3 separate regions of the Mus musculus genome follow, and all the other regions are linked to region 1. A link is a loop called in an ENCODE intact Hi-C map of the cell type or tissue named here. Cell type or tissue: left cerebral cortex. All regions are shown on one strand. Links, peaks and the distances in the headings refer to the core of each region. The heading gives the core; the rest is flanking DNA. Region 1 holds the start of Cacng3 (calcium channel, voltage-dependent, gamma subunit 3). Region 2 overlaps Prkcb (protein kinase C, beta). Region 3 overlaps Prkcb (protein kinase C, beta).

Evidence for each region. A loop is a pair of places that touch in the nucleus more often than their neighbours do. Peaks named below come from ENCODE experiments on the same cell type or tissue, not always from the same donor. Only the 100,000 strongest peaks of a DNase experiment are listed, where the experiment ranks them.
Region 2: it touches region 1 in a loop (5-fold over the local background); 5 of 42 quality-filtered maps call a loop at or near these places.
Region 3: it touches region 1 in a loop (11-fold over the local background); 5 of 42 quality-filtered maps call a loop at or near these places.

Annotation. Positions count from the first base shown.
Region 1 is chr7:122,664,803-122,674,929 of GRCm38, forward strand. Cacng3 (calcium channel, voltage-dependent, gamma subunit 3) reads left to right here and starts at 6,942. Exons shown (of 4, transcript NM_019430.2): 1 at 6,942-7,182. The coding sequence starts at 6,972. In left cerebral cortex, for the core only: CTCF peaks have their summits at 3,304 (motif pointing left), 5,785, 5,994 and 8,468; DNase peaks (open chromatin) are centred at 3,294, 5,143, 5,352, 6,326 and 3 more places; H3K4me3 peaks cover 4,493 bases; H3K27ac peaks cover 3,651 bases.
Region 2 is chr7:122,567,227-122,577,353 of GRCm38, forward strand. Prkcb (protein kinase C, beta) reads left to right here. Exons shown (of 17, transcript NM_008855.2): 10 at 908-1,081. Among named protein-coding and RNA genes, the nearest start is that of Cacng3, 99 kb to the right of the region's middle. In left cerebral cortex, for the core only: no CTCF peak of the experiment used is centred there; DNase peaks (open chromatin) are centred at 5,598, 6,063, 7,412, 7,723 and 2 more places; H3K27ac peaks cover 5,364 bases.
Region 3 is chr7:122,578,142-122,588,268 of GRCm38, forward strand. Prkcb (protein kinase C, beta) reads left to right here. Exons shown (of 17, transcript NM_008855.2): 11 at 4,289-4,380; 12 at 6,257-6,319. Among named protein-coding and RNA genes, the nearest start is that of Cacng3, 89 kb to the right of the region's middle. In left cerebral cortex, for the core only: no CTCF peak of the experiment used is centred there; DNase peaks (open chromatin) are centred at 1,810, 5,252, 6,482 and 6,829; H3K27ac peaks cover 5,568 bases.

The DNA.
Region 1 (10,127 bases), core at 2,128-10,127:
TGCCCAAGGGTGGCACTACCCATAGTGAGCTGAACCTTCTCACTTACAATCATTAATCAGGAAAATGCCTCCACTGGCTTGTTTACAGCCCAACCCGATGGGAGGATTCACAGTAAAGTTCCTCTTTCCCGATAACTCTAGATTTGTGCAAAGTGACAAAATGAAAAAGAAAAAAAAAAAGAACAGTTTGTTTTGAGAGAGGGTCTCATGCATCCAGGTTGGCCTTTAACTGGATAGCTGAGGATGATTTTGAACTTCTAATCTTCCTTCCTCTACCACCAGAGTGCTGGATTACATGTGTGCAGCATCGTGCCAGGCTCATGGGATGTTGGGAATTGAACCCAGGGCTTCCTACACACTAGGCAAGCAGTATACCAACTGAGCTTACATCCCCAGCCCCACGGTAGGTGATTTGATGTACTCTAGAGCCTAAGAACCACAGGAAAAGTAGTCAAAGGCAAACAAGGATGTGGTCTTGGTGACATCTAAATCTTAGCATGATCCATGAATGACCATGGAACATACAGTTTCTTCTTCTGGCAAGATGGCTTTACATTCCTGAATTTACTGCCCTCAGGTTGCAGGCTGCCCCTGAGGGACATGCCAGTCCTTAGGCAAGGCAGCTTCCATAAGCTAAAAGAGTTGTCCCCAGAGATGCATCTGTGGTTTGTGGCTCAGGGTGAGGATTACATAAACATACCAGTTTGGTAAAGGGCATCCAGCCAACCACATCTGCTACAAGTGCTCTTATTTTCCTAGTTATTACTGTTCACTCCTTTAGACTGAATTTCCAGGTGATCAAGAATAAGATGCCTGTTGCTTGAGTCAACGGTGCCTGTTGCAGGTGTAAAGCTTAATCATTACTTAACTCAAATAATAGATTAAACAAATGCTCTTTGAGTAGTTACAAAATCCGGGGCAACAGTCTGAGGCCAGGAAATGTAGATGTAAACAAGAGGAAGCAACATCCTCATCGGGAAGATGTGGGCAAGCAAAATCACACATCTGTGCATCTGAGTGTTTGTGTGCTCAGGAATGATAGATGCTGTGACGAAACACACCCCAGAGTGAGAGGGGAGAGAGAAATATTGGGTGATACGTTAGACAGCACCATTAGGGAAGGATGCTCTGAGATTGTGACATTCTTTTGAGCTCATCACGGGGTATTTATTTTAATTTCTGTAAATTAAAACTTACTTTTTATTATGTTTATTTACTTATGTGTATATGTACATCCGGCACATGCCTACCAAGACGTGGATGTGGAAATAAGAAGGCAACTTGCAGGATGATCTTTCTCTCTTCCATGTGAGTCCCAGAGACCAAACTCGGGTCATCAGACTTGGCAGCAAGTACCTTTAACTGTTGAACCATCTAGGTGGGCAGCACTACACACACCCTGAAAAATTTTGGTGAATAGGATATTGCAGAGAGAAGAAGCCCAGGCATTAGGAATAGCTTACCCAAACAGTTGACATTTCTGTGCTGATAAATCAAGAGGTGGCTGAGAACAGTGGACTGGTGGCTTGCTGCTTCTTGTTTGCATTTAGTTTTTAATTAACTTTGAACACTTACCAAAATATGCTTGCATAAGATTTTAAACCAAGTAGGATAGAAAGAGCTGAGATAAAATTCCAGCTACCCTAGACCCTCTTGTCTTTCTGCACCCGGGCACTCAGTTTGTCTTTTAACTTACTCCACCCTACCCCCTCTTCTGCTTTAGATATAGTAATTGAATAATGTCAATTCTATCTTTGACATTTAAATATTTACTTACTTACTCATTTAATGTGTATGGGTGTTTTACCTGCATGTATGTCTATGTACCATGTGCATGCCTGGTGGCCATAGAGGCCAGAAGAGAGAGCATCAGATTCCCTGGGAGTGGAGTACAGATGGTTGTGAACTGCCATTTGGGTTTGCAGAGAATTGAACCTTGGAAGAGCAGCCAGTGCTCTTAACTGCTGAGCCATCTCTCTAGAACCCATTTGCTATTTTTACAAGATGCTTAAATTCTATATCTGCTTCCTTGAGCCAAATCTATGTGTCTTGGCTTCTATCTGTAGTGTTGGGATACTGTGTGCTACCTCCCTTCCCCAGCTCACAGGGCATGGTCCTCTTAGCCAGACTGTATCATAGGATCCCCTCCCTCTGAGCTCATTTGATTGGTAACAGTTTAATATCACAACACAAGCTCAACCAGTTAGGTTGTCAATTCTGGGTATTCTAAGTTGGAGCTCAATCTAACTCCCATCTTGAAGATCAAATAATAAAGAAGATGTGAGAGTTGAGCTTGATTATCAAATTGATTAACTAGAGAAGCACCTGGGAGATTCGTAAACCCCATAACTGGGTTTATCAGTGAGGTCATTTCCAGAGACATTAACCTAAAGGGGAAGATTCGCTCTCAGGCAGTCCATAGGCTGAGGGCACTCACCCTCCCCCCTTCACTCTTCCTCATCTCTTCCTTTCTTCCCTCTTGGATAAGCTCTTTCTTCCTGCTCCCTCCCTCCCTCTCTGCCTTTTGTCTTCCATAGTGTGAGCTGCCCTGATCTAGCAGGCTCTCTCTGAATTATGGATTGAGACCTCTGAATCCAGGAGCCAGTAGATCACACACCACCACCTCCATCCTGCTAGCTGCTTAGGTCAGGTGTTATTAACAGTGAGAGTGCAACACAGAAGATAAAACCTTTTTTTTTCTTCTACGAACTTAAAAGGAGGCACAGCTGAGAAACACAGGAGCCATCAAGGATCTCAGTGGCTTTTACTTCAAGATTCCGAGTCTGATTTCAATTCTAATTTCATTTTTGGCTTTGGGTTCCTCAAAACATCCTCCATATTTCTATGCTACACTCCCCATTTTCTCAAGTGAGCTCCAGTGAGTTTCTGGCGCTTGCAGATAAAACGTGCTCGATGATATAGCTTCTCCTGCTCCTTGGAGAATGAGACTTACGTCATTGTCCCAAGTGCAGAGCTGGCTGGCTTATACATGGTGGGCACTCAAAAAAATTATGCAATTGAATTAGCTGTTAACAATACTTTTATAAGTGGAACCCTAACAGATGAAAAAAGGCACAAATAAATATACTATGGCTGTTAATGGCAAGCTAAGAGTTCAGTGGAAGAAAAAAGTCTCAATAAGAGAAAGACGCACAGGTTTAAAGCTGTCAGAATGCCTTCTGAGTCTCCTGCCAGATGAGCAGGGTCAGAAAGGATCATTGGCAAACAGGGAGGAAGCCTCTGGCTCCATTTCCTTAAGAGGATGCTTTGAATTGCGATGAAAGAGCCCTCTAGTGGTGAGAATGTGCGATTCTCTCTCGGCCCAGCAGCAGATTCCACACACCCATGTGCACACCTACAGGTGTTACTGAATAAAAGACTGAGGTCCTCCCCGCTAGTAAACCAGGAGAAGTTGTTAGGATCTAAGTGATGGGCTCCCTGCCTCTGGCTCTCACTTCAGTCAGATGCTCTGACATGTTCCAAATGCCCTCACATTCAAATTAGCTTTGGCTTTGCACAAAGGTTACCAAGGATGATCTAATGTCATCAAGCTATAGCACAAAGCTCTATTCTTGGGCATTGCAGCCATTTCTCTTCTGCTTTCTGAGTATGATTGTTTTCCTTGTCCACATGAGCACTTGGCTGTTCTTCTCAGTAGTCTACCTGGGTACTTGGTTCTATCAGCTAGACACCCAGTATGTGTGGCTTTCTGTTACAAATCTGAGGATGTGGATCTGGGGCTACCGTTGCTTTGCTGTGCGTCTGGTGAATGGAGTCATGGAGTGCACTATCCCTAAGGCCAAAGCCCTCCCACCATCACTGCCTTGCTACAGAGTGCACCTTTCCCACCTCTGCTGGAGTGAGAGAAGAATAAAACAGATCAAGGAAGGTCTGTTTGATTGTTATTAATTACTTCATATTATTTAAACTTCTGAGAGTGAGAAGAAAATATCCTCCTATCTTATAAAACCTCCCAGGAAAGACCAACTTCACCTTCATGTAACTATGTGGCCTTTTAAATTGATAGTTATCAATCAAGCTGTGTGTGAAAGCTATACCTGTAATCCCGGCATTCTAGGCATGGTATTTTTTTCTTATACAGAAAATCTGTTTCTCAGTTATTAGTATTGACATTCTTTTTTTCTTATTTTATTTATTTTTATTAGATATTTTCTTTCTATACATTAGTATTGACATTCTTGATCACTATTATTTTTGTTGTTAATACAAATAATAGTGATTGCTAACTTCCTTTCTCTTTCTTTCTTTCTTTCTTTCTTCTTTTTTTTTTTTTTTTGAAATGGTCTTAATGTAGTTTAGGCTGGTCTCAAACTTGTTAGAAAACCTAGGATGGCCTTGAACTGTTCTTCCTGCTCCTTACAGGAAGGCTCATGTATCTTTCCCCCATTGCCTTCCATGTGTTTCTAGTCTTGTTAGTTATGGTTTTGGCCCTAAAAATGCATTTCATTTTGTTATATGTTAAATTGTCAGTATAAATGTGACATACATATATACAACTCAATGCATATAAACAGACAAATCCACACTGTACCTGCATATTCGCACACACACACATACATACATACATACAGCTGTGTATTTATATAAAGCACGATCACATGACCCTACAAACTGCACCATGTGTGTGTACACATATACTCACATATCTACTTTATGTCTGCAACAAATTCATAGGCATTCAGAAATCATGACAAAATTGACCATAGTACTCATTTAGACATAAACACAACTATACAAATAAGCCTATATGTGCACGCATATGTATATATAACACCAAGAACCAAATCTTCAAATGACATTAACATAAAAATAAAAATATCAAAGTAACAAAAAGGTTGTGAGCCAAGTCTGAGACTTCTTCAGTATATTGCCCCTACTCAGTTACCTGAATAGAAGCTCTCATACAGCCAGAAATGGCATCCTGGGGAATGGAGATGTCTGTGATCCCCTTCCATTATATGTTTGTCCAGTTAAATAACACTCAACTATGACAGCTGGTTGTGGGCACATCTCATGGGTTGTAGAAATAGCGCATGCAGCCTCAATTCCAAGCATCCAAATGGGTGTTACTACCTGTCAGCCCACAAGAAAATAATTGGTCAGAGCAATTCGGTGGAATGCCTGAAGTCAACTTAGTGTGTGTCCTTATCTATATGCTAGAACATATGGAACCGGGAAGCTGGTCTGTGCCAGTTCTTTTCAGCATTTGCTATTTCTGAGGGAAAGAACTCACAGGTGTGTGATGACATTTGTGCTTTGGGCAAGCAAGGAGCCCAGACCTAATTACACCTGCATCCTGGTCTGACTTAGAAGATGTTAACAAATGAACAGCACCAGGGCCTTTGGAGAGAAGCTGACGTTTTCAATGCTCTCTCATCCTGAATTCACCACCCCCTCAAATGTAAAAGTGTGAAAATATTTAAGAAGTGTATTCAGAAATCAAACCTTTACATCCCTTCATCCAAGGTCCCTGATATGTAAACAACAGTTTAGGTACATTTAGTTCCTTCAGCCCTTTAGAGGTATATATGTTCACATATACATATGAATGGTTCTGGGTCTGATGTAAGCACACTGTCTCCTGTGTAAATCTGAGCTCCGGAGACAGGAGGGTAGACATATTGGTTTGTTTTCTGAGGAATGAAATTGAGACAAATACACATAGACAACATTTTGCCCACCCAAGTGAGCCACCAGTCAGTCTCCCATCCCTTTAAAAAGATTAGATCTTTCCCGGCTTCTGTCTCCCTAGTGGACTCCTGCAGCAAAGAGCAAAGTTGCCTGGCTCATTGGGCTCAGGGATGAGGAGGAGGGTTGATTAGAGAATGCTGCGTGGGGTGGGCTCTGAGATAACGCGCGCGCCAGAGTGCGCTGTGGGCCCTTGTCCTTAACCCTTCCCTCTGAGGAGCCGGATCCGCCGTACTGCAGTGCCCTGAAGCCCTGATGCTGATTGCCCTGGGCTCCCGAAACTTTGCTTGGTTGTGGGCTTGAGTACGCAGAGCTGAGCTGGCTGGCTGGCTCTAGGAACGCACTAGGAGAGTGTTAGGGAAGGGACCCTTCAGCACCCGGAGTTCCTAGACTAGGACCACGAGGAACGGTGCAGCGGCAAGGGGAGCTGTCCCTTCAGCACCACGGACCTCCAACGACCCGGCCTTGAGAAGTGGGAGGCTGGGCAACAGGAGAGGAGCTGTCCGCTCAGCACCACGGACCTCAGCTCTCCGACGCAAGTGGCCGGCCCCCGCCCCAGGACTCTCCCTTTTCTCCAGTTTGCGCGGGGGTGTGGAGAGCAGGCGGAGAGCTTTCCTGGGAGGCTGGGGAAGCAGTGAACACTCTTCTCAGCGACTCGCCTCCCAGCAGAGCTATTTTTTGCCATCCGCCCTCACCCCCAGCACACGCGCTCGCACACACGCACGCACGCGCGCACACACACACAAACACACACTCACACACACATACACACGCACACACACACATACACACGTACACACACACTCACACACACGCGCGCACACACGCACACACGCTCACACGCTCACACACCAGACCTCTCTGGGTTTCTTTTGCCTTGAGTCTCTCGGGGCTGTGAGAAACCAGGCGCATCTCAAACCAAGCTGGCAGCTCCAAGCTCCGAAGCCATGCCCTGCACAAACGCTAGTCCTCACCAAGCTCCTGAGGAATGAAAGCAACCCAGGAATCCTCTGACCGCGGCAGTGATGTGGACCAACCCCCTGGAGCCCGCACCCTCCCGAGGGCCATAGAGGACTCGGGGAACTGGAGAGAGCCCAAGACAGGAAATCCCAGCTTTCCCAAAGTCCCCGTGGATGCTGACAAAAGGAGATCTGGATTTTTGGAAGAGGCCGTCCTAGGTTACCCAGCTGCAGAGTGATTCTCCCGTCTGTCACTGAATCTACCCCTCCAACCCCCAGCCGTTCAGAGTACCATGAAGAATTATGAGGATGTGTGACAGAGGTATCCAGATGTTGATCACTACTGTAGGAGCCTTCGCAGCTTTTAGTTTAATGACCATTGCAGTGGGCACGGACTACTGGCTATATTCCAGAGGTGTGTGCAGGACTAAATCTACAAGTGACAATGAAACCAGCAGGAAGAATGAAGAAGTAATGACCCACTCCGGGTTGTGGAGGACCTGCTGCTTGGAAGGTACTTACAAATTCCTCTCACTGGCTCTGAATGATCTGCTTCTAATGTCCTGACATGTGTTGGGGGGGAAATAGAGGCAATGGAGGGGAAGAAAAATAGTTTTAATTGTTGTTGGAAATATGTGAGGGTCCAGACTATGCTTCCACGGAGCCTGGTGCTGTGTGGATGGAAGGGTTGGGTCTTGTTGATTGGTTTTGGTCTATGCCAAATGTGATGTGATTTTGTAACGCTCTTAAACACCTTCTGCAGTTGAGAAAGCCTCTAATCCCGAGTCTCTAAGCATGTTGTGCACTGCTTGGATTTCTGTCTATAGAAGGAGACTTTGGATTTGTTTAATTACATTTTGGTGAATGGGGATTATTAAGGAATGGAAGCAGAGAAGACAGGAAGGTGCTGAGGGACTGATCTAACCTGGAGCACTCTGATCTGGTTTTTTATCTTTTAATCAATAAAAGCTTACCAGCCTCTTCTGAGTTTGGTCCAACTAGACATTGTCATGAACTCCCTTTGTTAACTTATACTAGGGAACAATATGTAAGCCCTAATCCCCACACCCTCACATCTAAAGAAAATGTCTTTATGAATAAGTGTTTCATTATTTAGGCTCAAAATAAAACTGAAGTCTTGGTGTTTGCTCTCCACCTGACTTCATTCATAAATCACGCCCATCACCAGCAAATGTATTTCCTTGACATTTAGATAAGACTGACTCTGAGAATTGCATCTCATTGCTTCTAATTTTAAAAATTAGAGGATTTGCTCTAAATTATAATGAGGTGGGCAGGCCATTTTAGAATGTGGAGCTCTTAGGTAGCCTATGTCACTACTAAACTTGCTTCACCACTTGAAGAGTGACTGTCAGTTTCAGTGGACAATACCTGGGTATCACAAGGAGTGAAAAAATAATGAAGAAAATCAAAGCTTTGTGAACCTGCTACCTAAGGGAGCCACTAGATTAAAGGGCCACTAAGAAGGGATTTTGTCTGCTTGGTTGATTTTTGCTGTTTCTCTGGCTTCCAGGAAGTCAGTGAAGTTTATCACAGTGATAGTCAGGAAAATACAGGCTTCCTCCCCTCCCCTCGATCTCCCTTGGTTCCTCCCCCTGCATTCCCTGTGGCATTTCTCAGGGTTTCTTGGGAACTCGCATTTATGTAAATGACTTGGGAACTAATGCTATGACATCACTTGCTAGTGTAATATTGCATCATTCTCTGGCCTCCTTCCCACGTCCTGACGCTCTGAACTCTCCTGCCTATAGCGCCACTACAGTTGATTCTGTTTCCAACACAGATTTGCAACTGGTGGGAAACCCAGGAGGGAAAGGGCTACTTCATGTGAAGTCAGAAAACACCAAGTACTGCTGCAAATGGTCTCTATACTCTTAGCTAAGAGATTTGTCCCTTTTAACTCTCAGTTAACCCAAGAAATGACTGATTCAGAATCAATAGTCTTGAGTTAGAACTACTGAAGCGTACACTGCAGCCAGTAAACTGACAGAAATTCTAAAATGTGGTTATTTCTGACCATTTGCAGTCGGCTAGCATGAGGTCATTCACCTTGGAGAATTTCCACCATTCCCTTTGCTGTGTTGGCAATTATGAATCGAATCAGTTTTGCAATGCTGTGATTGGTATATATGACGATGCCTACATAAGTGGCATTAAAAAAAAAAACCCGGGTTCTTCCCCAGCTAAAAGCCATACAGAAGTACATCAGGTTTATAGTCATTTTGCCCCTTGGAAATATTCTGGAAATGTAAAATTAAACAGTGATACTGACATTCTTCACCCTGCCTCATTTATTTAAATGTCTGTCAGGATAAAATCAGGGCCTACATTTCCTGAACCTTTCTTCAAACCTGCATAAAGAGCATTTCCTCCTCTCTTCGACATGCTGCTCTAGGCCTACAGTTCATGCCTGGGACCAAAGCCCCAACTGAGTGTTCCATGGCTTCAGTCGGGTAACTGAGAAAGGAGATTGGGGAAGAATTAGAAGGACTGGAGATGTGTTCTTGGGCTAGTCAGTTCTTTTGAGAAAACTTGTTGGAGCCTTCTTATAGTTTTTCTCAGCTAAGTCTCATGTTCTAAAGCATTCCATTCGGAAAGATACATAAACCATTATGAACCGGAAAAGTTTTTACCATCTAGATGGGCCTGGCGAAAATTTGAAGCCAAGATTCTTCTTAATGGATTGAACACATCGGGTGCTCAAGAAATTTGCAGGAACCTCTGTTTTCTGCATGGTAAGACACATGCAACAGACAGCATATATTCTAGGATCTCCATCCTCTGTAAGGATGAAGATAGATAGCCATTTCTATTCACTAGCTCCTGTCTGTCTCAGAACAGCAACATTCTCATCTTCTGGTTTTCTAAACATCAAAGAACCTATGTAAGGAGTATTTTAAATTATTTTTTTCTTACACATCATTTAGAAGAGTTCTTTTTTCATACTTTAAGAGCCATGAGACAATGTGAATATTTTGCTCCAAATAAGAAAATACTCAGGAGGGACATGACAGCTGTATGCAAACTTATGAAAGGCTGTCATTTGGAAGAGAGATTTGAAATGTTCTTTGTGGCCTCAAGGGGGTCGGTGTTTTACCTAAATATAAATAACTAACCAGCGTGGGGTAAGAGGCTTGAAGCAATAATGAGTCCCCTAACAGCAGAAGTATTCAAATATATATGTATTGTCCCCACACTTGGCTAGCCACTGGAATCTTATGAATAGGTTTTTAAAAATAGATTATCAGACTTTACAACTACATTCCAGGCCTCCATAGGTCTATGGTGCATCCCTGGAATCTAAATTTTCTAAAAGTCCTTCAAGAAATTATGATGTTAGTGCCAACATGTTTGTTTGTAATGAATGTTTACAGTGACCCTGGGAATGACTGTGAATGCTCATGAGGACCACGACACTCACAAGAGATGCTTTCTTGT
Region 2 (10,127 bases), core at 1,782-9,781, 98 kb before region 1:
AACAAAGGAAAAACCAATAGTTGCTCGATACATTGACAAGCACTCAAAAATATGGTGCTGAGAAGTGTTGCTTACAAAAACAGATAACATAGTATCTTTAGCAAATATGCCAGTCAGATCCCTCTGTCTTCAGGGAAGCCTTCCCAGAAGGACTAGGTCTCCTTAGAATCTGATCCAGGCCTATGCTTCCCAAGAGCCTCCTTGAAAATAGCACGTACAAGGCACAGTTCTTCTGACCGGGTCAAGAGCGAAGATAGTACTACCCTAATGAAAATAACACTGTGTCCATAAGCCATCTGGTTTGCTGACCCGGCTTATGGCCACAGCTTGTAGGAAGACGACCCAGGACAGCAGGTGAGGCTGTTAAAGCCGTGCATTGACTAGTCCTATAGTTAGTTGTCTGCTCACTTTTCCTCCCGAAGTTCAGGGTCAGGGAGCATGGCTGCTTGATTCTTGCTGCATTCCCAGCAGGCTCTTACCGAGCAGGACATGCTGAAGCAATAAAGGAGAGAGTGTCTCGAACTCAGTGTTACCAAACCTGCATCCATTCCTGTGTTGTTAATCTTTACTGATTATTAACCACACGTCTGATCCTTGGGAAGATTTCAAGTTAAGACAGTGAAATTTGATTCCATGGGGGTGATCATCATTCTAGCCATGTGGGCTGCCGTTGCTATTGATGGATGTGCCAAAGAGTTCAACACAGCCTCATCTTTCCTAGGACCGTCTTCTATTGATAGGACTTAACTATTCAAAGTCTGAGGTGGTTGCGAAGTGTTACTTCTTGTCTCTGGGTTAACACAGCATGTCTATCCAAAGCTGGGAGTGGTTTGCATGGACTCCAGGTACCCAGGGCTGTCCTCTAGGCCTCTTCTAACTGAGCTGATGTGCTTGCTGTCTTTCCCAGGTCATGCTCTCAGAGCGGAAGGGTACAGATGAACTCTATGCCGTGAAGATCCTGAAGAAGGACGTGGTGATCCAAGATGACGATGTGGAGTGCACCATGGTGGAGAAGCGGGTGCTGGCCCTGCCTGGGAAGCCCCCGTTCCTGACTCAGCTCCATTCCTGCTTCCAGACCATGGTAACGGGTCCAGCACTCTGGGTAGCCACTTCCAGGGTTGCCACGGGTTTGGGCCAGTAACAGTTGCCATCCTGAGGAGACACCTGGGCTGTCTGCCTTGTGGAAACTAAAGGATGCTGGGCTCACAGAAGTCTTGCCACTGTACACAGTCCCCTGGGGTAGATCCTGTCCCAACTCAGGCAAATCGTTTTATACTCAGACAATCCAAGTCTTTGCAAGCATTAAGGGGTGACTTAGGGACAGGGTCTCAGCAAATCTTCCTTCCTTCCTTCCTTCCTTCCTTCCTTCCTTCCTTTCTTTCTTTCTTTCTTTCTTTTTTTTTTTTTTAATTTTTATAGTCCGGATAGGAGCAGTCAGCCCTCCTAGCCCTTTGGAGGAGCATGCAGACATCTCTGCAGGTTGCCTGAGGCCTTTGCTAGGGGCCTTCCCCGAGGAGGATTTCTTGAGAGCACTGCTCTGAGAAAGCATCTGAGGCTGGGCAAAGGGTTGTAGGGAAGGGCTAGTGGTTTCAGAATGCGACCCGACAGCCAGAATGAGAGGGAACATTCATGCACTCTCTGCTGCTGCCCCTGCAAGAGTTAAGATGTCACTTCAGTGCCTTCTGACCAGTCCCCGTTCCTGTCAGATGTTGACCTCCATTCCCAGGAGAAGAACCCCAGCACAAGTGCAAATTAAGGAAAGGTTCATTCCTATTATCATGCAACCCAGGAGCCATAACGGAGTCTCAGCAGGTGTAGAAGCTTGATCCGAGACTGACAACCTGAGTTCAGTGCCCAGGCTCAAGCTGTGAAGGAGAAGACAGGTTCCCACAAGATGTCCTCCTAAAGCCATATATGCATTATCATGTGCACACGTGCGCACACACACACACACACACACACACACACACCATACCTACATGCACACATGCACACCACATGACACACACACACACACACACATGCTTGCACATACCTCACACATACACTCACACACACACCACACATATACACACACACCAAACATAAACACACATATTCACACACATACATGCACATACATGTACACACACTCATGCACATGTACACACACACTACACATGCATGCACATACCACACACACACTCACACACACAACACACACACAACCACACACAAGATAGATAGATAGATAGATAGATAGATAGATAGATAGATAGATAGATACATCGATACATCGATACATCGATACATAGATAATAAATAAATAAAATGTGTTTTAACTCTAAAAAAAAGGAGTTCATCCCTTAAGACATAGTTCTAAGGCCAATGGCCATGGCTTCCAAGAATGGACTCTGTAGGGTTCTTCTAGACCCTTTGCCTTTCAATCTGCACAATCTGACTTTATATCTCACCCTCTACATGAGATGGATTGGATGCTGTTGTAGTCTGCATCAAAGCCATTTCGTCACTTTCTTTTATCTGTTCTTGGATCTGCTGGGCATTCCGGGCTGTTTGGTCTGTAGTGTTTTCAGCCTGGGCTCTGCTTACCACACTCTCACAGCATCTCTACCTGCTTCTCTCTCCCTTGCATTTTCTAGAAATTGACAGCTAGGTCTAGAGGCTTGGTCAGACTCAGCATCTATCAGTTAGCAAGACGGCAGTTGCCCCTAGATTCCGGGTGTATTCTTTCAGGAAATGCATAAGGATCTTGGTGATGCTGGCCCAGACTGATGCTCTCAGCACTAAGTCAATTAGCTCACTGGAGATTTAAGATGGGAATATCTGTTTTGCATTTGCTAGCTGGGATGCTTTTTACGAAGCATTCTCCTTGCTTGCTTCCCGATGATCTGGCTCATACAGGAAAGGACAGAATCGATACTCCAATTCTTCCCTTTGTTTACGCTTCTGGATAGTGAATTAGTTCACAGTTGTGCTCTGAGGGGGACTAAAGCTTGGCTTTTAAAGTAAACCTTTAAGGGGAAGGGAGAATGGCTGTAAAGAAAATTTTAAGTAAATGACCGTTTATATTGCATGGGCACAGGCAAAGGCCAGCAACAAAGGAAGCCAAGTATCTTTAACATTACCTGGGGAATTCAGTTCAGAAGGGGTCCACATGTTAACAGAGTTAGGATGTAACCTTTGAGACTCCCCCTTCCTCCTTTCCATGGCTGGTTCCCAAACTCACTCAAGAGTAGCAGCTCATGACTGTCTGGTAAACAGGCCAGTGGCGAACTTGGAACAGCAGTTTGCAATTTTAGCTGTGTGTGTCAAAATGGAGAAGAGTGAGCCATTTATGACTAATGTTCATTAAAGGATAGCATCTTTATCAGTAATGAACTGCTTTGAGAATAGCCATGTGGAGTGGATTTGAGATTATTCCTTTGATGGCAAGTGGCCTCCCCCGTCTGAGCTTCATTTGTCTGGCACGATGGATTCCAGGAGCAGCATGCACATGGCAGGAGTCACAAGTGCTGGATTTTCCTCCAGGAGTTGTCCCATGCCAGGAACGCTAAGAACCTCAAGAGTTGGTGGACTCTTGTCCTGCATGGGGAGAGGATCTGTGACTCTTTCCAGACAGTTTCCCACTGCAGAAAGTAGAGGAGTGCAACAGGCAATTTTCTCAGTGGTTGGCAGTAATACGGAGTGGTTAGTTCATGTTCAGGAGCTGTGTTTTGTGTTGGGGGTGGGGTGATGGGTGGGAGGCTTGAAGAGATGCACTTACTCTAAGAGAAAAGGCCTGGTGAGGCCGTTTGAGAGGGGAGCAGGCACCTAGCCACCTTACCTGGGTTCAAGTAGACACCCAGCCACCTCACCTGTACTCTGGGCATCATTTCATTGCATAAAACACAAGAACTTATGTATTTTTCATTATGATTTTTCTTTATAATTTTTTATATTTCATTTTTCTTGAGACAGGGTCTTCTCCTACATAGTCTTATCTGTCCTGGAACTGCCTATGCAGACCAGGCTGGACTCAACTTAAAGATATCCTTCTGCCTCTACCTCCTGAGCACTGAGATTAAAAGCATGTGCCATCACATTCAGACTGATTTTTAAAACTCTGTGCATGTGTGCATGGCTGTTTGTATATGTGTATATAAACCAAGAGTTGGGAGGGGGCATCTGTGGAGATCAAAAGACCCTGTAGTGTCAGCATGTGGGATGCATAGGGAACAAGAGATCAAGTGCCCTGTTCACTTGGGATTCCCACTCTACCAGGGAGACTGGAAAAAGGGCACAGCAACAAAAGCAGAGGGGCTGGCATCGGGGAGACTGGTATTGTGAGATGACTTGTTTTGATGGGATCATCAAGGAAAGCCTTGGTGGTAAGGTTGACATTTGAGCAGAAACCAGAACAGGCAGGGCTACCTGGGGGCAAAGCAGTAGTAGGGAGCAGGAAGAGTCCGTGTGAAGGCCCCAGGCAGGAACACGCTCCCTGTGTCTAAGGAACAGCCAGAGGGCCAGTTTAGCCTGAGCGGATTGTCATGTTGTATTTTGTGACCCAGAATTCCTTTATGAATCAGCTCTCTTTAAAGGAACAACAAAGCTATTATAGCATACTGCAAACTTGATAGGTGTGTGTGTATGTGTGTGTGTGTGCATGCATGCACTAGAGATGTAGAATTTTGAAAATATAAGCTCCTTGATAGATTTTTTTAATCTATAAAGTAGTCAAAACATATGAAAGTAAAATTCATCCAATAATATCCTTGATGGTTTCTGCCATTCTTGAAATGACACAACGCTTTTGTTTTGTTTTGGCTTGGTTTTGGTTTGTTGAAACAGGGTTTCTTTGTGTAGCTCTGATTGTCCTGGGACCAGCTCTCTGTAGACCAGGCTGGCCTTAAACTCACAGGGATCCACCTGTCTCTGTCTCCCGAGTGCTGGGACTAAAGGCATGTTCCACCGCTCTCTGGTCCCAAAGCTCATTATTTTAAAAGTTGTTTAGAAAAACAAAACTCTGTCAGAAGTATCCTTATACTGTATTTTCAAAGCTTTCAAAAGTATGTGTGCCATTTTCCCTGTTAGTGGAAATCTAGAATATTAAATTTTGTTTGATGTATTCTAAATGTGTTCAGCCTACACATGTACACAGAGAAGGCTGGCATGGCCAAATCAAGACATTGATTAGAGTCAGGGAAGGATGTATAGATAACTGTCTTCTTGAGTTTCCAATATTTCAGAAGTGTCTCTACCAAGGCAATTAAAATTGGGGTGTGTGTTATAGACACACATGTGCATGCAGCCACATACACAGTCCAGAGGAGGACATTATGTGACCTTCTCTGTCCCTTGTTACCTTTAGACAAGGGCCAGAATGCTCCAGTGATTGCAATATATCTTCTGCACTTCCCAGAACTGAGATTACAGGTGCATGTACCCAAACACCTCAAGTTTTTACACGGGTGCTGGGGATTTGAACTTGGGCCCTCGTGCTTACACAGCAAATGTCGGGGCACTCATAGGTAACAACATATGAGCCATCTGCTCAGCCTCTTAGATTTTTAAAAAAATTGACCACAAGATGGCAAAATAGATGCAAAAGCTTTTGGAAGAGAGTTAAGTTTTAGAGAGTTAGTTGCTCATTGGATGAGCCCGTTTCAGGCAAATGGACTTCTGGTGAGTTGTTCCAGAGACACACAGGCCAAAGCATGCATTCCCCAGGGAGATGGATATGGACCTATGATTACCGGCCATAGGACTCCTAGAAAGTCACTAACAGCTGTGAATATGGGTTTTATCATCTTGTAAAAGGAGCCCATTACATGGGAATTAAAAGGGACAGTAGAACGAATCTAACAAACACCGAGTAGAAGTTTGTTCCATGATTGGAGCTGGGCTGGGGCCCCTTGCTGCACAGGCACACAATAATTTCATTTCCTCCCATCTTTTTGCAGTTTTTCTCAGGGACAATTGTCAGCCAGGCACATTCATGTAATTTCCCAACTGCCAGTGGGCACAGGCAGTTAAGTTTCTTCAGCAAAACATCTATTTTAACTGTTTTCTTTTCAATTGAACATATGCACCTCTTTTTTTTTTCTTAAATAGAATTAGATTTCATGAGTCATTGAAGGACAGAAGTTACTTCCTCCCCAAATTTGCTGCCATGGCCCAGCAATAACTCAGCTGCAAGGCATGCTGGGAGAAACATCCACCCAGAATACAAAAGAGGGCAGAGATGGGGACAGGGATGGTTTCCACCTATTGGCGTCATGCCCATTGAGGCTCCAGAGCGTCCAAGGGGCCATGGTGACTCAGGCCACATCTGGTTTTTGTAGTAATGCCCAAGGAGGTGCTTGGACCTTAGGGCAATGCTGAAGAAGGTTCTCGGAAGAGTCTTGGTCAGAGATGTCAGGGTTGTAAGAAGTAGGATACTTCTCTCCCACACTAAACTACCTCATGCATAAACAGAAAAAAGCAACCAACACTAAGGAAGTCTTTATGGGAGAAACAAAGGCATGTGTGTGCTTGACCTTGGAAGGAACTAGGATTTGTGAATTTAAGGCAGATTTTATCTTCTTTCTTATTGTTTCTCTGTTTGTCACTGCTTTTGGCCGGTGTGGCTTCTCTAATCCATATCCAGCAAATTTCCTGAGTTCCAATTCATAATCGCAGGAGAGGGGATCTGATTGATTCCGTTATGTCAGGTGTTCCTTCCTGGCCCGACCAAGTGTTTATTAGGTAACACTAACTCAGTGGGAACCTTATAAAAAAGTGTTGTGTCTACTGGGAGGGCATAATTGGTGCTTCTGTTAACTGGGGGATGCCAGTAGAATCCATGGAGATTCCGATACAGATGCAGTCTGAAGTGCCTCATAAAAAAGAGATGTAGTACCCAAGGGGTTCCTGGGAACTTGGCAGGTATCAGGGCTGCTGGGCACTAATGATTAGAGGATCTTGGGTAGGGAAGGAACCAGAAATGCCAACTGAATCTAAGTGTTAGGGCAGGTTGGGATAGTGATAGTTGGGTTCTTTCTAGTCTCTTGTATTCTTCTGATGGCAGCATTGGCATATTCATTTGATAATTAAAGATCCTTTAAGTCCACAGAAGAAGAAAGGTTCTTCCAGCCCTTGAGAACCTTTGTGTCTGCACCAAAGGGAGATAGGAAGCCAGAACAGAAAAAGCACGAGGTCCTTGTGTTGGATTGGGATTATCATGCTGTAGAATGAGAGAAAGAAGAGTTCAGTGTGCACACATCTCCTTGACCACACATTCACCCCTATGAAGCTCTGTGAATGCACACAGACTTGGCATGGCTGTCTGATGTGAGAGCACCCCATATGGAGGCGAAGCTGCTAGGACTCTACTCCGTTTAGGAAGACAGTGGGTGCGAACAACCAACCCCGAGGTCCCAGAGCAAGTATCCCGTGTAACTAGGGTGTGAACCAGGGCTGGCTGATGCCAAAGCCAGAGCTCTTATTCACAGTACTTCACGGCTTCTCTGGAGAGAAGCAGATGGCTGTGTGTGATAAAGGGATCAACTTACAGACACACTGAATTCACGGACAAGCCTTGAAAAAAATCATTAAAAATTGCTACAGAGACAACATAACACAATTCATCTTAGAACACTGTACGAGAGCGGCCCACGTGGTTGGTATCCCCTCACCAAGGTCTCATTAAAAGTGGCAAGGGACCCAGGGAGACGGTCCAATGGATGACAGTGCTTACTTCATGTGCACAGGGAACTGAGTTCAGAACCCAGCTCTCATATACCCGTAAACCCTCCTGCTGTGAGGGAGGAAACAGGAGGATCTCTGGAGCTTGATAGGCTGCCAGCCTCAGGGCAGTGAGAGACCCTAACGCAAAGAAATGAGGCAGGGTGATAAAGCAGGCCATTCAACATCATCCTCTAGACTCAGCACACATGCATGGGCCCATGTACCTGGACACATGTGTCCATACACCACACACATATACCATAATCTCAGAGAAAATGGCAGACATCCCACCACCACCACACAGGCATCATGCCCCACTCTATTTCAGCTACGCTGGGGGAGGATTGCCTCTTTTTGCGTTCTCTGTCTCCATGTGCTCTGCTCAGATGAACTGTGCGTAGGCAGTGCACTTATCATTTTATATGACCACACCCTGGACTCGCATTCCAAATTTAGAAAATTCTGCACAACTATTATACATGACATGTATACATGAGTTTTGTTTTGTTTTGTTTTGTTTTTTAGCTTTTTGAATTTACTGAGGGAATTTGGGGCGGGGGGAGAAGAAGAAAAGAATTGAAAATGCACAGGAGCCCCTTTCAGCTTACAGGCCACGGCAGCAGCACTTTTGAAGAGGCATTTTAAGGCTGAGCAGACTGGCTAGTTTGAAGAGAGAGTTGGTGAGTTTGCCTCTCTGTGCTTTTAATTGGAGATGACAGTGGAACGCCCACTTAGGAACGTCCTGGAGTTGGCTGGAGCCAGCTGGAGCCGGCTGGAGCTCAGGAGAGAGGGGAGGATAGAAATTGGAGGCAACACGTGTCAGTCCAGAGAGAGCCCCTGGGCCGTGACTAGAGGGGGAGGGGTACACCCATTTTGAAGGTGATCCTCAGTAAATACTTCTATGATTCTTATATGGGGGAGCCCATCAGGCAAAACCTCATCGAATACCACAGGTTTGAGAACAAAGAACGTCTGAGGCAATGGTTTTGTAAGGAGAATGGGGAACAAGGTCAAATTCCAGGGCTGTGGAGGAGATCCTATAGTTAACTGAGGTCCCAGGGTTTGCTCCTGGCTCTCTTAATGCCATTTCTTCTATTGCATTTATTTTGAGCATGGTTTGAATTAGTTATATGTATATTTTAACCAAGATTTTAGATGCTCTAGGGAAAAGTTCTGTATCTTACTCTTTATTTTGGCCTCTGTAATGACTAATACACACGTACACACATACATACACACATACACGCACATATGCATGCATACACACACACACACACAGACACACACACACACACACACACACACACACACACAAACATATGTTCAGAGGAAGCTCTCAAGTTTGCCTCTACTCAAGGTTGGCTCTGGTTGGCCCCCAGTTGGACTTTCCAAACTTTGTCATTCCTGGCTACTGCAGGATATGAACTTTGTGACATGGACAAATGGTGTTTGTTTTTGATATATAAAATAAATTCTTTAAAATATTGATGCACCAAAGTCAAATTGGATATAGAATGTAAATAGCAGAGTCCAGACTGAGTTTATAGTTTTTACAAGGACAGTGCCTTTCCAGTTATGAAGATTTAACATATTTAAGCAATTACGTTTCAGTTTTTAAAGTGAATTTCAACTTATGTACTTATTTTAGTCTTGCTATATAGTACGAGATGGTCTTATGGTCTTTCTGCCTCAGCTGCTCACGTGCTTCATTACAGGCCTGTCTCACCATAGTCAGAAAAAAACAAAGGACAAAAACCAACCAACTAAACGAATAAACAAAAAGCAAGCCGGATAGCCAACCAAATGACAGCAATGACAAAAACCCCATAAACTGAATTTCTAAGACTATTTTTTTTAAGGTGAGGAAGGATAGATCTTTGAAAAGCTGCTTACGTTTAACAATATTTCTTTCCATAATTCATTTTTCACTTTACATCCCAATCACAATGCCCTGTCTCCCTTCCCCCAGTCCTGTCCTTGCAAATCCCTGGCCCCTTCTCCCTCCCCTTCTCCTCAGAGGAGAGGATGCCCCCCGATACCACTCTACCCTGAGTGTATTTTAAGAGAGGAGTAAAGCTTACTGGAGAGCTTGAATTCACCCGGGGGTGGGGGAGGGGGGAAGAGACGGGCTAAAGCTCCCTCTTCTTCATCATCTTCAGACATGAGCTGGTCTCACCCATGGCTTCCTATCTCGTATGACTCCGTGTGCCTTAGTCTTCCTCTTCAGCAATAACACCCATGATGTAAGAAGCTTCCTATATTTGACTGTATTTCCAAGCTCCACAAACACAAATTATAAGAAGTTAGACGTGTACACCTATGATTACCTAGGACTATCTGCTACCCTTCTTTGAGAAACAGTGCCATTTGGAAAGGTGTCTGGCGGTGCCTCACACTGGCACTGTGGGTCCCTCCCGGCAGCT
Region 3 (10,127 bases), core at 1,001-9,000, 88 kb before region 1:
GGGGCAGCATAGTGAGAGGCTGCAAGTGTTGACCCTAGAACTGATCCTTCTCGGTTCAAATCCTGGCTCTGCCACTTAGCAGCTGAGCGATGCTTCGCCAGGTCCCTTAACTCAGGTAAACATCAAGTGTTTGGTGATGGTGGCTTCGTGTCATCATTGTCTGTGTTACAACTATCAAAATTCACACTTGACCACACATGTTACCTTTTATATAAAGTAATATAAATGCCTATGCACTGGAAGGAATTTTTTTTTCTTTAAATGATGGATTAAACATTTGTTCTATGGCCAGAATTCTCTTAGGCAGTATGTACATGCCGTAGGTGAGGAGTAGCCACTGTATAAGTGAAGAGAAAACTGGAGATCAGAGAGGTTAAATAATCGCATGGCAGTAGCATAGCCAGTAAGTGGCAGAGTGGTATTCCAACACTGTGTTCATTATGGGTCTGGGATCTCTGCCCTGCAGTTTCTGCGCTAACCTTTCCAGTAGGCTTTGCAACTTTACACGTAAAGCCGACTTTTACATCACACCTCAGCATTACCAACACATTAAATAACCCAACCCACAGTTTACAAAAACATACTCAGGGCTCTAGACATGGGACTCTGACCCTTTCTGTTCCATTCTTAAGTACCATTCCGTTCTAATTCTTGCTTAAATTTTCTCTTTAAAAAATGGCTATGACCCACCAAGTTCATATGGTGCCTATTAGAGTGAGATACAGCATTGGCCTGGCTTGAGAAGCCGAGTGATGCCCCTTATCCGGGACATAGTCACAGCACTCAGCAATGTGTGTCTGACAGGAGCCACTCTGTTAGAGATGGTTGGCTCTACTGTCTTCACCATACACAGAGGACACAGGCCCAGGGACATAGAGTGATCTTGAGGCCTATCCCCAGAGAAACTTCTAAGACACCATTTGTTTTCCAACCTTTGAACTCAGGATGGTGTGTTGGGTACCCAAGGATTCCTGTGCCGTTTATCTATTCGATCATTAATTTACATTAATCAATTGTTTTGGCCAGAGATGGAAGACATTCAGTAAGTACTATATCCATCTCTAGACCATCGCTCACAAAATGAAGGCCCCAAATCTTTGCATTTTCCCATGTACAGATCCCCTCACTTGATCTGGTCTCTTCTCTCACCCTGTCTCCTTTCTTCTCTGTTCGGCACAATCACCGGTACCTGGTGCATCCTAAGTTATAGTAGATAAACTCTACCCATGGCCTTTGCTGGGCTCTTTCCTCTACCAGATCCATGCCTGCTCTATGTGGGTTTGCTCAAGTGTCTCCTCAGTGATTTATTCCGACCATTTTCCTGCAGTTGGCAGCCTTCTTCCCTGTCTCATTCACCGGCACCCCAGTCTCTTTAACCTGGATTTTTTTACATAGCACTGGCTACCTTTTGACACTTTGTAACCGCTAGTTTTATCTTTAGCAGTGTGTCTCCACTGAGTTGAAACATAGATGCCAGGGAGTTTTGTTGACTTTGTTCACTGATTTCTCCTGCACCTGTAACCTGGTACCTAGTAAGGCTCTGTAAATAGTTCTTTATTTAAAGAACAAATGGATAAACAGCTGAGATAAACTGCCATCGGGTTGACTAAGTAATTACAAACTATGATGCCATCAGAGGGTCATCCGCGGTTTTACAGGAGAACATAACAAGCAGACCTGACTTAGATTGGGTGGGATAATTTAGAGGAAACATTTTTTTTAGGCTTAGAACATGAGGGGGATTTTAGTTTCCTGCAAATAGTGCAAGCCCTGCCATGGTAAGCTAAAAGAAAGCAGACTAAAGAAACGCTCTAACCCAGGCAGAGCTAAGGGGAGGGGGTGTTGCTTATTCATTTAGCAAAACCCTTTGACAGAAGGAAAGATGCCAAATCTCAGGTAGGCATCTCTCCAAGACCATGATACCTTCTGCCTCATTAGCCTTATGGACAGCACCCTGGATCTGATTCCCTCCACTGTTCAAATGAGGAAACCCAGATATCAACACGTCAAATATGCCCAGCTATTAAGAGCCAGAGCTGCACTCCTAAAAAAGGTCTCTTTTGCATCTAAGCATGTGTTCTCTCACTCTCTGGGCACCTCTTGTGTTGCTCAAGTGCCAGGAACAGGCTTACCCAGCCCCTGACCTGAAAGAGCTCACAGCATGCCTTGAGAAACATGTACAAAGTCCCCTAGGTTGAGATACAGTTTTTTTCCAGGCCCCAGTTGCTTCACTTCTGCATATGTCCTTGTTTTAGGTTCTTGTTGTTATGTATAAAAACATGATCCTCAAGGCTACATAAAGCAGTCCGAGAAGGGAGATTAGATTATTCAATATGGCTACTTTGGAAAAAAGCAAACTATGAGTCTGCCTTGGGGGTTATGGTGTGGCTTGGCTTTAGATAGAGGGAGAGACATATGGATAACGAAGCTGCCCTGGTCAAGCCATGGTCCTGCCCTTCACATGATCTTAGCTCTGCTCTGTCCTGCAGGGTAGTCTGGCTGTGCGTAATCTCTTCCTGCAAGGCACATGCTCCCTCTGGATAGGCTGGCACCAGTTCTTCTGTCTCCTCTTAGTATGGGAATTCTGGGGAAATTTTAATTCTTTGGGGTCCATTGTCTTTACATTCTGAGAGCTGAAGGGAAAGGTATAGGTGTCCCTTTAGAGCATCATTTCTTCTGATAGAGAGGTTATGATTTCTCTCCCCTTGCTTTTAAATTTCAGTCTTGAGGGATTTGGGGCAATCTTCTGGATTTGCAATGAAAATTCCTGAATTATGCCTGTGTGCATGCCAACATTTGCTATAACAAAATGTCTGAGAGAACCAATTTAAAGAGAAGAAAGGTCCATTGGCTCATGGCTTCATGGGTTTCAGTCTATGGTGAGCCTACCCACCATTACTCTCATCGAGGAGGAACACAATGGTGGAATGCTGGGATAGAGCAGAGGAAGGGTGGGAGGCTAGGGACAAAATACCCCCTTTAAGATCATCTACCAGTGACCTACTCCTCCAGTAGCTACTGTCTCCTAAAGTTTCCTAAAGTCTCCCAGTAGCTTAGTAAGTTATGAACTCATAAGAGTTAACCCATTAATGAGCCCAGAATCCTCATGACCCAGTCACTTCCTCAAGTCCCACCTCTGGACGCTGCTGAATGGTTTTGGTTTGAATATGATGCATTCTCATGGGGTTATATACTGGGGCCTTGACTCCTAGCTGATGGCCCTGTGGGAAGTGATTGAGTCCTAAGAGCTCTGGCTAAAATAGACTTGTCCTCCCTTTAAGTTGCAATCTTAGGTTTTTAGCCACAGTGTCAAGAAAGTTAACTACCACGGTCAGGGCTCAAGCCTTCCAGACGTGAATATCTGGGGAAATATTCCAAGCCCAAAGTACAGCATTGTCTTTCTAGGCTGTTGCTTTAGAAACTCTGCTAACTGATGGATTTTGGTAGCCACCAGGTTAGTTGTCTGTCACCTCAAAACTCTGTGGCTTAAAGCAACAGTAAACATTGATCACTTTACAGCTTCTGTCAGGGATTTAGGCTAGCACATCTCCTTAAAAGTCTAATTTCTGGTCTCAAAAGAAGTGACAGTCAAGTGGCCAGTGGCGACCACTTCAGTCCTCTGAAGGTTGAGACGAGGAAGGTGATTCGGTAATATGACTAGGGTGTTGGTGCTGGCTGTGGATAGAAGCTTTGAGTTCTTGTCAGTAGGTCTCTGCATAGTGCTGGTTGAGTGTCTGCACATCACGGCTGCCGTAGAAGACATAATCCAAGAAGGTGCACAATGGAAGCCATAAAGTCTTTTGTGACCTTACCCCAAAGTCATGCATCCTATTGGTTACACAAATTAGCCCAGTCATTGAGGGAAGACAGTCCAGGACAGCATGCACATTAGGAGGTGAAATCACTGGAGAGCCAACCTGAAGACCGGCTCCCACAAATATCTATTACTGTAAAATTATATACCCAATATTTATTACTTTTTGTTCCAGCAAACCCTGAACTAGGTAATAATATCAATTAAGTAGTAAGATCCATGTGTTAATTATATTTTCCAGCACAAATGAATTTCAATTTGTAGTTATTAATTAAAAGTGTTCTCATTCTACCTGTGCTAGCCTGCATGCTTACAGTGGCTCAGAGGTCACCCTTAGTGGGTGCTGGGCCCTGCCTGAAAGAACACTCCGGAGTTCTGGTAGCTCTCATCATAAGTCCCAGCTACTCCCTGCTCCCCGTTTGGGTCCTGAGAAAGTATGGGGTGCTGACTTTGGTGTTTGCTCTCTTTCCTCAGGACCGCCTGTACTTTGTGATGGAGTATGTGAACGGGGGTGACCTCATGTACCACATCCAACAAGTTGGCCGTTTCAAGGAGCCCCATGCTGTGTAAGACAGACCCTCTTTGTGCCCTTTCCTTGGGATAAATGATTGTCATTTCCTTTAAGTTTTAGCCTACTAGGGATTTTTTTTACCCCAACATCCCAGGCTTCTTCTTTGTGAGCGTTATTTGGCCAAGGACAACTGTATTCTGCTCGCTTTGAGATGTTTCTTTATGTTCCTGAAGGCCAGCTAAGAACTCATAGCTCTAGACCAATGACTGTTTCATAATCTCTAATTTTTTTTTGCCCCTCCATCCTGAGAAAGGTCTTATAACTTCCTTGGGGAATGTCTTTGCAGGTTTTTTGTCTGTTCATTTGCTAATATTTATTGAGAGCGTTCTTTGTGCCAGACCCTCGAGTACTGAACAAACACCATCTCATTTCATCCTGAGCGGTACGGTGAGGGAGAGAATCTCACCCAAGCTTTACAATCAAGGGCAACGAGACCCGGAGGGTGGGAACCGCCAAGATTCTAGACCTAGGGGAGGGTCTGTGTGGGTGAGACCCACCTGTGTTTGTTCATCTGTTTCCTACACCTCTTCCCTCTGACTCTTGGGGAGATGGGGGTTTGAGATGATTTGCAGCTATGGTTTGTGGGTTCCTTCATTCTGTCCCGCCCCCCCCCCCCCCCCCCCCCAGTGCAGAAACCAGCAAGAGATCATTTGTAAAATAAAAATCCCAGAGAGCTTCCCCTTTGCTTAGAACCCCGTGGGTGAGCAGGCACAGAAAAAGCCACAGGAACGAACGTCAATTCTCCTTCCTGGGTGTTTGCTTAGGTTTTATTGCTTCTCTTGAGAGCCTTCAGAGCCCATGGAGGGACCCATCCTACAGCTGGGGGGAGGGGGAATGGGTTCCTGTTCCGTTCAGCCTGCTTCCTGTCTTCCCACCTGCTAAAGCCAGGAACACCATTCTGTTTAGCCCGTGCTTCCCAATCAACCTTTGCGATGGAATCACAGGACTGTTTTTCTTTTCCTCTCTCACATCAAGTTGACCCAGGTTTGATTCATCATTTCATGACACATACTATTAGGACTGAGCACAGCTCCCTGAGGTCCTGCCAGCCATTGTGGTATTACTGGCAAGGTTGTTTGATTGTTTTGTGCTCCTAAGATGTCTTTAGTGAGCCAGGCTTAATGGTCAGCTCTTGAGATGCTGAGTCGGGAGATTGCAAGATTGAGGCAAGCCTGGGCTACATGATAAGTTACAGAGTTATGTGCCAGTAGAGCTACCTGCAGAGTGAAGTTAGGCCTTAAGAAATAAAATAAACAAACAGGGACTGGGGAAGTGCCTACATACATACTGCTCTGGGTTCTTCTATTATCCCCAGCACCACAAGAAAAACAAACTCCTCTTCCTTCTTGGTGGAACTACATATTAGACACCAGCTGTCTCCAGTCCAGGCTGGACCACTCATTTGCTGTATGTCCTCTCCAGGCTTCTCACAGACTTCATCTCTAAGCCTTGGTTTCCCCATCTGAACAACAAGGTGGTCCTAGTAGGACCTATGTCATTGGACTCTAGGTGGAATGAAAGCAGATAGCCCCTAAAACAATGCCAAGTGCATGCTAAGCGTTTAATGGCTGCCAGAGGCTGCCACTAAAGTCCTTCAACTTGTACTATATTGAAACAATCCTTCTCCGCCAGCCCACTACCTCCACAGCCCCTCCCCACTATGCAGCTGCTGACCCTTTACCCACCCCCATGTGTTACTCTGGACCATGCTGTTTACCCACCCACGCACTGTGCATTTTAGGAGACGTAGAACTGACTATCCATCATGGGCTTTACATGCCTTGCGCCTCATTCAATATTCTATTGACTTCTGAGCTAAGTGTACGGTGCCCTTGACTTTCCCCATCACCATTTTTTTCTTCTAATTTCAGATTTTACGCCGCAGAGATTGCCATCGGTCTGTTCTTCTTGCAGAGCAAGGGCATTATTTACCGGTAAGTGAGCATGGCTGTTCTTTCTGTCTCCTCAGCTCCCTCAGCTCCCTCAGCTCCTCCCTTCCTGCCTCTTTCTTCAACTGCTTTTAAAATTAGAATCTGTGGTGGGGGAGGAATCCTCCAGTACTAACTTGGGCATGTGTTCTGCCAGGCAGCATCGCCCACTGCCCTGGCAAAGTTTGGGCAGCTGTATATGGTGATAGCAAAATCTTGATGGACTGTGTCATCCATGATTCTCTGGGACCTCCAGCACGAGGACACAAGTCTCTGAGAAGAGGCAGCTCTGAGAAGAGGGCGCCAGCAGCACTTTCCTCCTGGACCCCACATCCGGGAAGCATGGAAAGAGTCGACTGCCGAGTGTGGCAGGATCGTATTATTATGCAACCATTTTTCTTGTATGTAGCTGCAATTTGGAAATAGATCTCTGAGTTGCTCTCCCTGAAAGACAGGATTAACTTCAGAAGTTGGCATTTGCCGGTTTGGGGAGAAACAAGTGTGTGATCATAGCTGTATGAGTCACACCATTTTATATTTCATGCAAGGCAGGGTAGCGAGCCTGAGGCTGCTACTTGTCAGTGAGTCCAGGGTGTACAGTTCCTCTTGCGCTGCGCAGATGAGATGGCACAGGCGAGGGGGGATCTACTGACTTGTTATGTAATAGGAGCCAGTGGGGAGTGTGCTTCTATCAGCTCTTGGCATGAGCAAGGGTCTATTTAAAGGCTCGTGAAGAGTCATATCAGCCCATTTCATTCATCTATTTGACAGATAGTCATCAAAAGCCTACTGTGTGCTGAGTACTGTTCCAAGTGGAGAAAACAGAGACAAAAACTGTGGAGCAAGGGACAGAAAAAGAACTATGGAGAATGGGGTTTATTGGAGTGTGGCAGTGTGTAGAAAGGATAAGATGGGGTTGCTGGTGCTGCGTACAGATGCTCACCTCTACTGTAGAAATAATGGAAATTCTGGCCTGCAGTTAGTGAATCTTGGGTAAACTGCAGGAAGACACTAACCAAAAATCATGGGTTAAGTTGTCACGCTACAAGACTTTCATCTGCCTCAACAAAATGTTCTAACTCCTTCCCAGGATGTGGCTCTCAAAGAATAAAACCAACCAGGCTCCTAAGAAGATTGTGAACTACACATGTATTAGAAGAAAACTCAGCCCCAGGAATGAAACTGAGTTCTTGCTAGCTAGGCTGGGTTACTCGGGGCTCATTATCAGCCTAGTGTGGTATGGACTGAGATTTGGAATTGATGAACAAGTAGTTTGGGTGCTAAAATGATCTATCTATCTGTCTATCAATCTATCTATCAATCTATCTATCTATCTATCTATCTATCTATCTATCTAAATCTATTATCTATCTCACCTCTTTCTCCTCTCTCTCCTTTCCTCTCTTTTAGATTCCCCCTTTTATTCTCCATTTTTAAATTTAATTTTATTTGTAATTCATTTTTTACATTCTATATTCCACTCCCCGCCCCTCCCCTCCCACCCTCCAACTGCTCCACATTCCACATCTCCGCCCCACCACACCCTGTCTCCACATGGATGCCCCCACCATCCACCCCATCTGACCTCTAAACTCTCTGGGGTTCTCCAGTTTCTTGAGGGTTAGGTGCATCATCTCTGAATGAACATAGACCTGGAAGTCCTCTACTGTATGTGTGTTGGGGGCCTCATATCAGCTGGTGTCTGCTGTCTGCTTGGTGGTCTAGTGTTTAAGAGATCTTGGGAGTCCAGATTAAGACTGCTGGTCCTCCTATAGTATTGCCCATCTCCTCAAATTCTTTTATTCTCCATTTTTAATGTAAGGATTTTTTTGTTTGTTTGTTTGTTTTTGGTTTTTTTTGTTTTTTTTTGTTGTTGTTGTTGTTTTTTAACAAAACCTACTTCTTAACTTAAAGACTAGGAACCCAGCTGTAGTTATACATACCTATCAACCTATCACCCTAGTACATGGGAACATGAAGCAGGAGAATCATAAGTCCAAGGCTAACCTGGGCTACAGAATGAGAGTCTATCTCAAAATACAGAGATATGAAATGATCACTTCCATGAATAGTTTCTCTGAGTAAATCCAAGTCCATGTCCCAGGTTTAGACACGCAGTTGTATTCACCCAATGCTGTGAATCAAGAAAACTGGTGACCAAGGAACTCAGATGGTAGCTGAGGGTAGCCATTATCACCGGCTACAGCTGGTTTACAGTAGGTGTTGGCAGTACTTGTAGAGTCCAGCATCGGGAGCTCAGGGAAGAGGCAATGTCTGTCTCTCGTGGTGATGTTAGCAGTAGCTCCAATATGCCCACTCTATGCCCACGCTATGCCCACTCTGCATTTGGATCAACATTGTCCCAGCCTCGTGGAGCGTCCCTGTTAGGCTCTCCAGCTTCCTCGGAGACTTTGTGAACCTCTCAATATCTTCCTATAAATTCCCTTTCATATTAAAATCATCACAGTTGTTTTTCATTGCTTACTATCAAGAAGCTCAATTGAAATAAAGTTCTAGAAATTGATAATCAAGTGAAAATTGTAAAAATACACGACAAAAGATGTCTAATTGCATGATTTCATAGAAACTTCCTCTACAGTGAGAAATCTTTTCAAGTGTCACAAATCGCTGCCTCCTTCATTTAGATTTCTGCTTGATAGCATGGTTCTTCTTTATTTTTTGAGATTATAATTACGTAGTTTCTCCCTTCTTTCCCTTCCCTCCAAACCATCCCGTATACTCCTCATTTCTCTCTTTTAAACACACAGCCTCTTTTTTTTTATGGATTGTTGTTGCACACAGATATGTGTACATATGGTATATATACTCGTCTGAGCACACACACGTCTAAACACGTATGTATAACCTGATCATCTGTATGTTTCTTGTATGCATGCTTTCAGGGGTGATGACTTGGTATTAGCTGGTGTATAAGTTGGTGTGCTCCTCCCTGGAAAAGACCATTTCTCTCATGCACAGCATTCCTTAGCTGTCTCTAGTTCTCTCTGTATGGTTCAAACCTCATGGTCTTCCCCCCACCCGTATTAGCACATCTATTGTTGTCCTTGTTCAGATCACATTTGGGCAGTCACGTTGATAAGACTGCATGGATGTAGCTTCAGATATCATTAGAAGACAGAATCTCACAGCAAACTCTATGATTCTCTGACTCTTACAATCTTCCCACCCCCCTCTTCCACAATGTTCCCTGAACCTTAGGTGTGAGAATTGCATTGTAGACGTATCCATTGGGACTGGGCTCCACAAGTCTTCTCTGATTATTGGTTATGGTTTTCTTTGATGGCTTCCATCTGTTTCAAAGACAAGTTCCCTTGTTGCAGGTTGAGGGCTACTTGTCTGTGGGTGTAAGGACAAATAGTTAAAAGGTAGTTAGTGATTGTGCTGACTTAGTCAACTGTACATGAGGTACAAGTCCAACTGAGTTGTGCAGTTCTTAAGGATGTAACATGACAAATTTTTTAACCTTTCCTTTTCTGAGGAGCATACTATACGTGGATGGGGTCAGAGATACCTGAAAGAGCCTTCCTGTCAAACTTAGTATCTGGTTTATTGGTCATTGTCTCTGAGGTCTGTGCTAACTTTCCTTAATGGAGTTCTTCAAGATAAATGTTCCAGCCCTCTTTTGACATCATAATGAGAGTGTCTTATAGGGAAAACATCAACCAAAGCAACCAAAGACTGAGGAGATAGCTCATTGGGTAATATGCAATCATGAAGACCTGAGTTTGGATCCTCAAATACCCACATTCAAAAACCCAGCTGCTTGTTTCTGGCTGTATAGTCAAGTTGAGGG